Linked DNA regions of Homo sapiens: region 2 is linked to region 1. The links are chromatin loops, found by intact Hi-C in ENCODE. Cell type or tissue: lower leg skin. All regions are shown on one strand. Each heading gives the region's core, and the rest is flanking DNA. Links, peaks and the distances in the headings are about the cores only. Region 1 overlaps SNED1 (sushi, nidogen and EGF like domains 1). Region 2 overlaps FARP2 (FERM, ARH/RhoGEF and pleckstrin domain protein 2).

Region 1 (4,389 bases), core at 83-4,082:
CTAAATACTCCAATAAAAACCAGACTGTCAGACTAGATATCCAGCAAGACCCACCTCTATGTTAAATACTAGAAAGTCACTTGAAATATGCAGATAGGTTAAAAGTGAAAGGATAGAATGCTTTCAGGAAGTGAAGGGTCTTCTTGTTGGATACTTGGTGGTCACCAGCAGGCACTGGTGTAACTAAGCACAGCGGGAAGATGGCAGATACTGTGGATTCGGACTCTCACTGCATAGAATCCGAATTCAGTGGGCTGTCAACACGGCTTCCCAAATCCCAACACAGATTAGTATCTCATATGTGTTCCTGCTACATATTACACCTGGCTTCATGTCCAAGCTCTAATGAAGCTTCTACCCTTGCCCGTCTACATCCCATTCTCCACAGAGCATCCAAAGTAGTGTAATCGAACATGTCACTCTTCTGCTCAGAACCCTTCAGTAGCTCCTCCCCATTTCATGCCGGACAAACACCAGAGTCCTTCTGTGGGTCTCCATGGCCCCGAGGGTTCCCTGTCCCTCACCTCTCACCACTCTCCACTTCTCCCCCAACATGCCAGGGACACTCCTGACTTGGGGCCCTGGTAACTGTCCTCTGGCTCTGGAATGTCCATCCCTCCTCCATGTCTGTTCAGCATCGCCCTCCCCAGGAGGCTGCCCTCTTGCTGCACCAGCCCTGCCCATCCCCAGCAGGCTCTCCTGGTCTCGTCCTGTCATCTCGTCCTTTTTCCCTTTGCACTCACCACCTGCCACACCACACACCACACTCTCACTGCTGTCTGTTGTCTGTCCCCTCATCTGCAATGAACGGGTCCTGAAGGCAGGGCTTTGGTCTGCTCTGTTCTGATGTGTGCTGAGTATCTAGAACAGTGCCCGGCACACAGCAGGTACTCAGTAAGTCATCTGTTGACTAAATGGACAGTGCCCGGCACACAGCAGGTGCTCAGTAAGTCATCTGTTGACTAAATGGACTGTGTGACCGACAGAGTCATAGAGTGTTAGCAAGAAAGGACCTAAGAGATGGGCTGGGCATCTCTCCCTCCACAGCCCATTTTGGAGATGGGGGGCCTAAGGCCACATCATGAGTTAATGGCAGAACTGGGGCCGGCATTCTCATGAGCTGTTTGTTTTTCCAGGGGGCTCTGAGGAAGAGAAGAGAGGAAGGTCACATCAGTTGGCTCTGCCATCCAGTGGGGACTGGGCTGATGTGTGGGAAGGAAGGCCTGGGGGCCTGGGGACCAGGAGCCTGCGTTCTTCTCAGCCCCTGCTCCTGAGCTGCATGGACTTGGGGCAGTTATTCGGTTTTTCTGCCTCAGCTGCCTAATTTGTGACATGGAGGGAATCGATGGTCAAAGCAAGTCCCTTCTGTGACTGCAGCCATCGTCCCTCCTCAGGGTTAGCTGGGTAGCTTTGAGACAGCACTTTGAGGAGTCAAGAACACACGACAAATGCGGTAAGGCGGAGGACAGAAACCAACTTACACGTGGTGACAGACGCCTCCCTCCCAGACTGGAAAGGCCTTTGTCTCGGAGAACAGCCTTGTGCAGGGGCGGGACACCTTTATACAGGCTGCGACAAAGAAGGGCAGTGGCTCACCAGGTGCTCCTGACGGCTCCTCCTGCCCCTCTTGAGAGGCCTTGCCCAAGGGAGAGGGCCCGGGGGTCCTTAGGCTGGCTTCCTCCAAGGCGGGATGGTGGGAGAGGGCCCGGGGGTCTGCAGCTGGCTTCCTCTAAGGCCGGGGTGGGTTGGTATTGTGGGGGTGGAGAGTCCCTTCTCCTGACACCGCTCTGGCTGGGTCAGGGAGCCCTCCGAAGCTGTGCCTCGCATGCTGTGGCTGTTCTGACCCCCGTGATGGGCAGCACCTCTCATCCTGGTGCTTGGGGCAGCAGCGCAGCCCCTGGGGGCTCAGGGGTCAGCCCCGTGCACCAGACTCCCTGTCTGGCACCTCATCGTTTGGAGGCTCCCGTGGCAAACCCAGCTGTGGCCCAGCAGTCCTAGGCTGAGGCACAGGCTGTGTTGGAAGGGGCGCCCTGAGGCCAAGCCCCGACTTACCGAGCTCGCAGCGTCTGCCTTTGAACCCTGGCCCGCAGTCACAGCTGTGGGCGTCTGCGCCCGGCACACAAGTGCCTCCGTTCTGACAGGGGTTTTCTGAACAGTTGCCAGGGACGTCTGGAAACAGAGGTCACGAGAGGTTAGTCACTGGAACCCCAGGACAGGCCTGCCTCATGGACATGTTGCTGTCCCTTCCTTGATGACCTGATGCAGGGTGGCCGTGCACTCCTCTGTGGTGTGCTGCGGTGGCCTCCCAAACGCCTCTGGGCCCTAGAGCGTGGTCCCAGTTCAGGTGTTGAGAGAGAGCAGAGGTGAGGAGACAGGCCGCAGTGTGCTCGGCCCTGACCTCATTACTGGAAGGAAGGAAGACAAACAAAAACAAGGAGGAGGAGAAGGAGGAGGGAGAGGGAGGGAGGAGCGGGGCCTTCAGTGCTGAGCCCCCACTGGCCTGTGGCCCCTCCCCACCCCGACCCTTGCTGGCTTTGCCCCTGAACACGGTTTCTGCTGCTTGGATCCTGAGGTCCCTCCTGGTGCTCTAATGGATGTGACTTACTGCTCACTTGATCCCACCCCTGTGTTTCCTGTGAACTCTCACTAGAGAGAGGTGCTTGATAGGATTTAGGTTCAGATGGTCTTTGCAGGGCTGCTGCCCAGGGATGCGTGTGCACCCCCAGCCAGCCCAGGCGGCCTGTGATGTGTCCAAGTCCCACTCGAGTGACACGAGGACTGGTCACTGGTCCAGTGCTGGCAGCCTGACCAACCCAGAAAAAAGTCCCCACGGGCCTTGCACCTGATGGCTCGAGCAAGACATCGAGATCCCTGATCCAAGGGCTGTCCTCTCACAGACCTGTGTCTGTCCCTGTCGCTCCTGCCCTCACCAGCTGGAGAGTGGTCTGTGAAGACAGGCTTTCCCTCACCTACCCCGTGGTCACCCTGGACTGGTCCACACAGGCACGGCAGCGTGAAGGCTCCACCCTGCTCCTTTGCTTGTGTGCCTGCAGACCGAGTTGGTCCTCAGCAAGCTCCAAAGTTGCCCACTAGGTTGCTTCTTCTTTCTGAGCATCACGATGAACACAGAGATATTGGTATATTTCATGGGCTTCCGTCCATTGCTGTCAGTTGTTTTCCTGATGCTCAATTTATTCTGTCTTTGGACAGCGGGAGCCCTTCAGGTTGGCTCCCCGCCCTCAGGACATGGTCTGCTGTTTTGAAAGCTTGCTTGCTTTTTACACAACATGTCCTGGGCTTATTTTGTCCACATCCTGCTTCAGTCTTGGAATCACCCATTTCTCCAAAGATCACTGGCTTCTTGGTGAGAACGAGATCTAGAGCCCACAGCCTGGCACTCACACCGCTCCCTATTATGGGATGTCACAGCTTCAGGCCTTTCAATGAACAGAACTAGAAAATTAGGCTTCTTTAAAAAATAAACACATTATGAGTTCATACTAATATTTCCATTTCAAATTAACAGAATCAAAAGACAAACAAGATTTTATTTATTTATTTTGAGATGGAGTCTTGCTCTGTTGCCCAGGCTGGAGTGCAGTGTCGCGATCTCAGCTCACTGTAACCTCTGCCTCCTGGGTTCAAGTGATTCTCCCACCTCAGCCTCCCGAGTAGCTGGTACTACAGGCGCGCACCACCATGCCTGGCTAATTTTTGTATTTTAGTAGAGACGGGGTTTCACCATGTTGTCCAGGCTGGATTCAAACTCCTGACCTCAAGTCAACTGCCCGTTTCAGCCTCCCAAAGTGCTGGGATTACAGGTGTGAGCCACTGCGCCCAGCCAAAACAAACAAGATTTTTAACTTCTTTCATTTTATATTTTTAATTCTTTACACTGAAAATCTTGGTGGCGTTAACAATTATTTTCTTTATCCTACCATATACATGCAATCATTTCAAAATAACAATTCAGGTATTACTACTAACATTAAGATCACTGAGTATAGCCTAACATTCCTTGGCGATGCTTTTTATCCTTAGACCATATTCCATTAGGGGTGAACAGACTACTCTTATTAAAATCGCTTGCAATGATATTTTTTTCCTGTGTGGTTATGCCATCCACATGATAACTAGGTTTACTTATTTCAGTATGTTTTCAATTTTTAGGTGTTGCCTTTTCTTTTTATTGTTTTTAAAACCTTTTTTTTGGTTCTAAAGTCAAAACTGTAAAACAAGGTTCATTCAGAGAAGCCTCGCCGATCTCCAGTCCCATTATGCAGTTCTTTCCCTCCTCATTTAGTGAACCATCTTATTAGTTTCATTTCTTTATTAAAATGAGGACAAAATTTGTATTTCCCTTCTCCATTTTCCTACACAAAAGACAAC
Region 2 (4,389 bases), core at 116-4,115, 310 kb before region 1:
GGGACTACAGGTGCCCGCCATCACGCCCAGCTATTTTTTTGTATTTTTAGTAGAGATGGGGTTTCACCGTGTTAGCCAGGATGGTCTCAATCTCCTGACCTCGTGATCAGCCTGCCTCGGCCTCCCAAAGTGCTGGGATTACAGGCGTGAGCCAAAGCACCTGGCCCACATGTCCACTTTTATCCTTTCAAATCTTCTCGACTTAAAACATACCTTCTGGTCCTAAAAATACAGAAATTCACTATCAGGTGGACTACAATAATCACTGCATGTTCCCAAAGTACCAAATGATCAGATGAAACAAGATTCTCCCTGCACTAGGTCGGAAGGGCCTCACAGCCAGTTAGAGCACTGGCATCATCCAGATGCTCAGAATGGAAGAAAACCCCGCCATCACACTGTGCTTCCTGCTGAACTCAACATTGACTCAAATCAGAACTGTTTCAATACTAGGCTGGAGGAGAAACAGTATTAAGAACATAGTATAAAAAATACAAGTTAAAAAGCAAAACTTTTTGTTCAGTGTTTCCAGTTTTCTAGTTGGTCATGGTGTTAAGGTCCTTTTCCAGGCTTAGGTATAAACAATATTGTTAAAAACTTACATTTACAAAACTATTAAAGGTTGTGTCTAGATGAAAATGGGCGACAAAGGCCTGGCTAACAAAGTACTTCTTTATTCTTTGTCTTAAGCTCTGTGGGAAAATTCTTCTTGAAACAGCTTTTGTCCTTTAACTTGTTTCATGTGCTCATTTACAGTTCATTTGCCAAATTATAACTCCTCTATCTATCTAGATGGCCCCTCCTATTATATAATTCATATCTGTACTGTAAGTTTCATTACTTAAGATTTTTATTGCCTAATTAGATCAATCCCAAATTTCCTTTTATAATATTATACTGTACAATGAAAATAATCTTGAGCGCTCAAAAGGAAACTGTAGCTACATTCTTTGAAAGGTCACCAACATTTTTGATAGGCATTTCACTCTCATTTTGGCACATTTTCAAATCTTGGGTTCTCACATATTCCTAAAATACTGTACACCAAACTTCTACTCCAAATTGCACTAAGAACCATAAGGAGGCCGGGTGCAGTGGCTCACGTCTTTCATCCCAGCACTTTGGGAGACCGAGGCGGGTGGATCACCTGAGCTCAGGAGTTTGAGACCAGCCTTACCAACAAGGTGAAACCCTGTCTCTACTAAAAATACAAAAATTAGCCGGGTGTGGTGGCAGGTGCCTGTAGTCCCAGCTACTCAGAAGGCTGAGACAGGAGAATTGCTTGAACCCAGGAGGCAGAGGTTGCAATGAGCTGAGATGCCACCACTGCACTCCAGCCTGGGCAATGGAGTGAGATTCCATCTCAAAAAAGAGAGAGAAAAAAAAGAACCATCAGGAGTAGCGTTAAATCTCAGCAAAAAGATGTTAACTGCTACTTCTGCTTTTTTTTTTTCTTTTTTGAGATGGAGTCTCGCTCTATTGCCCAGGCTGGAGTGTAGTGGTGCCATCTCGGCTCACTGCAACTTCTGCCTCCCGGGTTCAAGTGATTCTCCTGCCTCAGCCTCCTAAGTAGTTGGGATTACAGGCATACATCACCACACCCAGATAATAGGTTTTGGATTTTTAGCAGAGATAGGGCTTCACTATGTTGGCTGGGCTGGCCTCAAACTCCTAACCTCAGGTAATCCATCCGCCTCAGCCTCCCAAAGTGCTGCAATTAGAAGTATGAGCCAACACATCCAGACTGCTACTTCTGCTTCTAAGGGAAGGGTTCTGTATCATAGAGGGACAAATGAATCCCCAGGCACTTCATCTTTCTAGACTGAAGAGACCAACTGGCAGATAAATCATCTCTACCATGAGATGTGGGCAAAAACTGAGCTTATGTATCAATGGATTCATTCATACCCTAGCTCTTCTACAATCGTTTCTCTTAAACTACTCAAGGAAACAGTACAACATGAAATCCCCCAATTTGAACCTGTTAATACTGGTGACTCAATTACTTATTTATTGCCTTTCCATTCCAAACCCACCCTTCTTTACCCTGCTTTGTGACACTGGAGTAGCACCCTGTAGACATTCCTTTTACACAAGCTGGCTTTGCCAGTAGAGGGCTCTGGGGAGATACAACAAGAAGGGCCTTCTCTCCCCATTTCTGGGCTTTTGGCTTTCTTGCTAGCTGTGTGCAGGAGAGCCAGCGGCTCACACCATCCTATGAGTTTCACTGGCATTCCGGTCCCACTGGTGGGCAGTTTCCTCCCTGCCAGCCGGTTCCTATGGCACCTTAGTGAACTTCACCATCCAATGCCAATGGGTCTGCACCTCAGCCTTGCGAGAGAAGGCCTCTTTCAACTTTGCTGCTTCTTTGGATATTCCTTCCCTCAGCCCTGGTGTGGCAGCTGCTCACCATATCTCCTGGTCCTATATTCTTTAGCATCTCCCTCCCGTCTTAGTAGTTAATCCTCTGTTGCTGGTTAATCATTATTTCTATTAAATTTCCCTGTTCAAATTACTGGTACAGTTTCTGTCTCCTGACTGGCCCTTGAACGATTCAATGGTATTCTCTGGAAAACGACTGTACAGCTTTAACATCTTGAGCTTGGGAAAAAGGGTTCTTCCCCAAGAGTGGGGAGAAAAAAAGCCAAATCCACAGTGGTCCTCCTAACTACTGCAATGTAGTGGTAGCAGAAGCTCTGCACGACCAGATGAGGTTGAAAACTGGAAGAAGAGTCATTAAATGGAGGTTCACTTGGCGTCTATTCTGCTAGCTGCCTACTTGAATTCCCAAATTCATCAGGAGAGAAAATTGTGCCTTCTAGTGCTCTCAGAAGTGGGGGAAGGTGGGCCCGAGAATACAAAACCTGCGATGAGCTTCCTCACAGAGACACCAGTGGAAATGTGGAGGGGATTGCCATCTGAGCACAAAAGCAGGTGATGTAGAACACTCGCCCATTACTGCTTTATGTCTATTAAAGTCTTCCACCTGGGCAAGGGCACATCAAGAAGGACACACCCCAAGGTGAAGGAGGCCCCGCTTCACTACAACCCCATCTTCCCAGCACATTTGCAGACAGTGTATGCCAAACACCAGAAGCCAAAGAAGCAACCTGCTACTAACTGGCTTGTTTTAGGAGTTGGGCACAAAACATATAATTATTTTCTTCTTTACTGTCTTTTACTTAGCATCTGAGAAAAAGCAAAACAGAAGAGTAGCTTAGTTCAGCAGTAAGATCTCTCAAAGCAAGCTCTTAAGCAATTCCTTTCTTTCTTCTTCATCAACCAAAAGAGTTCCAGCAGCTTGCCTGTCCTTACTTGTGCGTACTTGTGAAAACTCACAAAAAGGAAACGTGTCTGTCAGCGTCCCCACCCACTCACTATGGTCAGGACGCAGCTCACTCCCACAGCCCTGTGGCCAGGTGGCTGTCATTTTCAGAAGGGAAGCCTGCCTGGGAAATCAAATAGCAGCCTTTAAAAAAGGCCAATAAGACCATTATTGATCAACCTGAACCTCATTTGCAAAAATACACAGACACTAAGAATGGTTAGACATTTAAACCAAACTCTTGAACTACAGAGACCTACCTGAAAAGCAGAGAAATTAGTCACCGAAGAATGAGTAAACCTGGTATACCAAAGAAAACATAATCTAAAAAAATAAGATCCTATGTACAACTATTGCCTTTGTATAAAAATTAATAAAAATGGGAAAAAATTAAAATTAAAGAAAAAAATAAGATCCCCAAAAAGGTCAGTGTTAGAGGTAAAGGTATTCATAAAATGAGAGGAGACTGGAAAAAGAATCCAACTAAATAATGAAAAGGGGATATTACAAAGATGACTCCAGAAACCGAACCTCAACAGGAGGCCCAAACAACAGATGGACAAGACTTGAATTGGAATCAGTGGTGTGGAAAAATAAACAGATGCATTCTTCTAGAGATAAAAATGATGAAAGAAAATCCAAATTTAGGAATCACAAATGTGTCTACGAGGAACCTAGGAGAGGGGCTGTAGCAGACACTGGGGTATGATAATCCAGAAGATGCCTCGTGACTCCTGTCCTGAAGACGGCAGTGCCAGCTGTCATCTCCTTAGTCATTTGCTGGACTCGTTCAAAATCAAAAAGGTAAATAAGAAACTCTATTTTCAGCAAAAGTAGGAACTCTCAAATCCTGCATCACAAAACTGTGGGGAGAAGCACCACTAGCAATAGGGACAGAGCAAGGGGTTGGGCATCTGTAGTGGGGGCACAAGCACTATGCCACGGGGCCAACTTCAGCAGAAGCCCTAAGAACACTTATCAAAGGTGAAGGGCACAGTGAGGTGCAAAACTTCAGTCCCTTGCTTGTAAGAGCAAGGATGGGAAGAGACCTGGGTAGCAGGGTC

The links. Hi-C counts contacts between places; a loop is a spot of excess contacts. Peaks named below come from ENCODE experiments on the same cell type or tissue, not always from the same donor. Only the 100,000 strongest peaks of a DNase experiment are listed, where the experiment ranks them.
Region 2: a loop joins it to region 1, with 6 times the contacts of the local background. A loop is called at or near these places in 1 of 110 quality-filtered maps.

What each region holds. Positions count from the first base shown.
Region 1 is chr2:241,079,457-241,083,845 of GRCh38, reverse strand. SNED1 (sushi, nidogen and EGF like domains 1) reads right to left here. Exons shown (of 32, transcript NM_001080437.3): 28 at 2,053-2,169; 29 at 1,482-1,569. It also overlaps a transcript of MTERF4 not described here. Among named protein-coding and RNA genes, the nearest start is that of SNED1-AS1, 18 kb to the right of the region's middle. In lower leg skin, for the core only: no CTCF peak of the experiment used is centred there; DNase peaks (open chromatin) are centred at 1,025, 1,675 and 2,175.
Region 2 is chr2:241,390,014-241,394,402 of GRCh38, reverse strand. All of the region lies in intron 2 of FARP2 (FERM, ARH/RhoGEF and pleckstrin domain protein 2), which reads right to left. Among named protein-coding and RNA genes, the nearest start is that of FARP2, 36 kb to the right of the region's middle. RefSeq lists a silencer at 1,192-1,251. In lower leg skin, for the core only: no CTCF peak of the experiment used is centred there; a DNase peak (open chromatin) is centred at 2,279.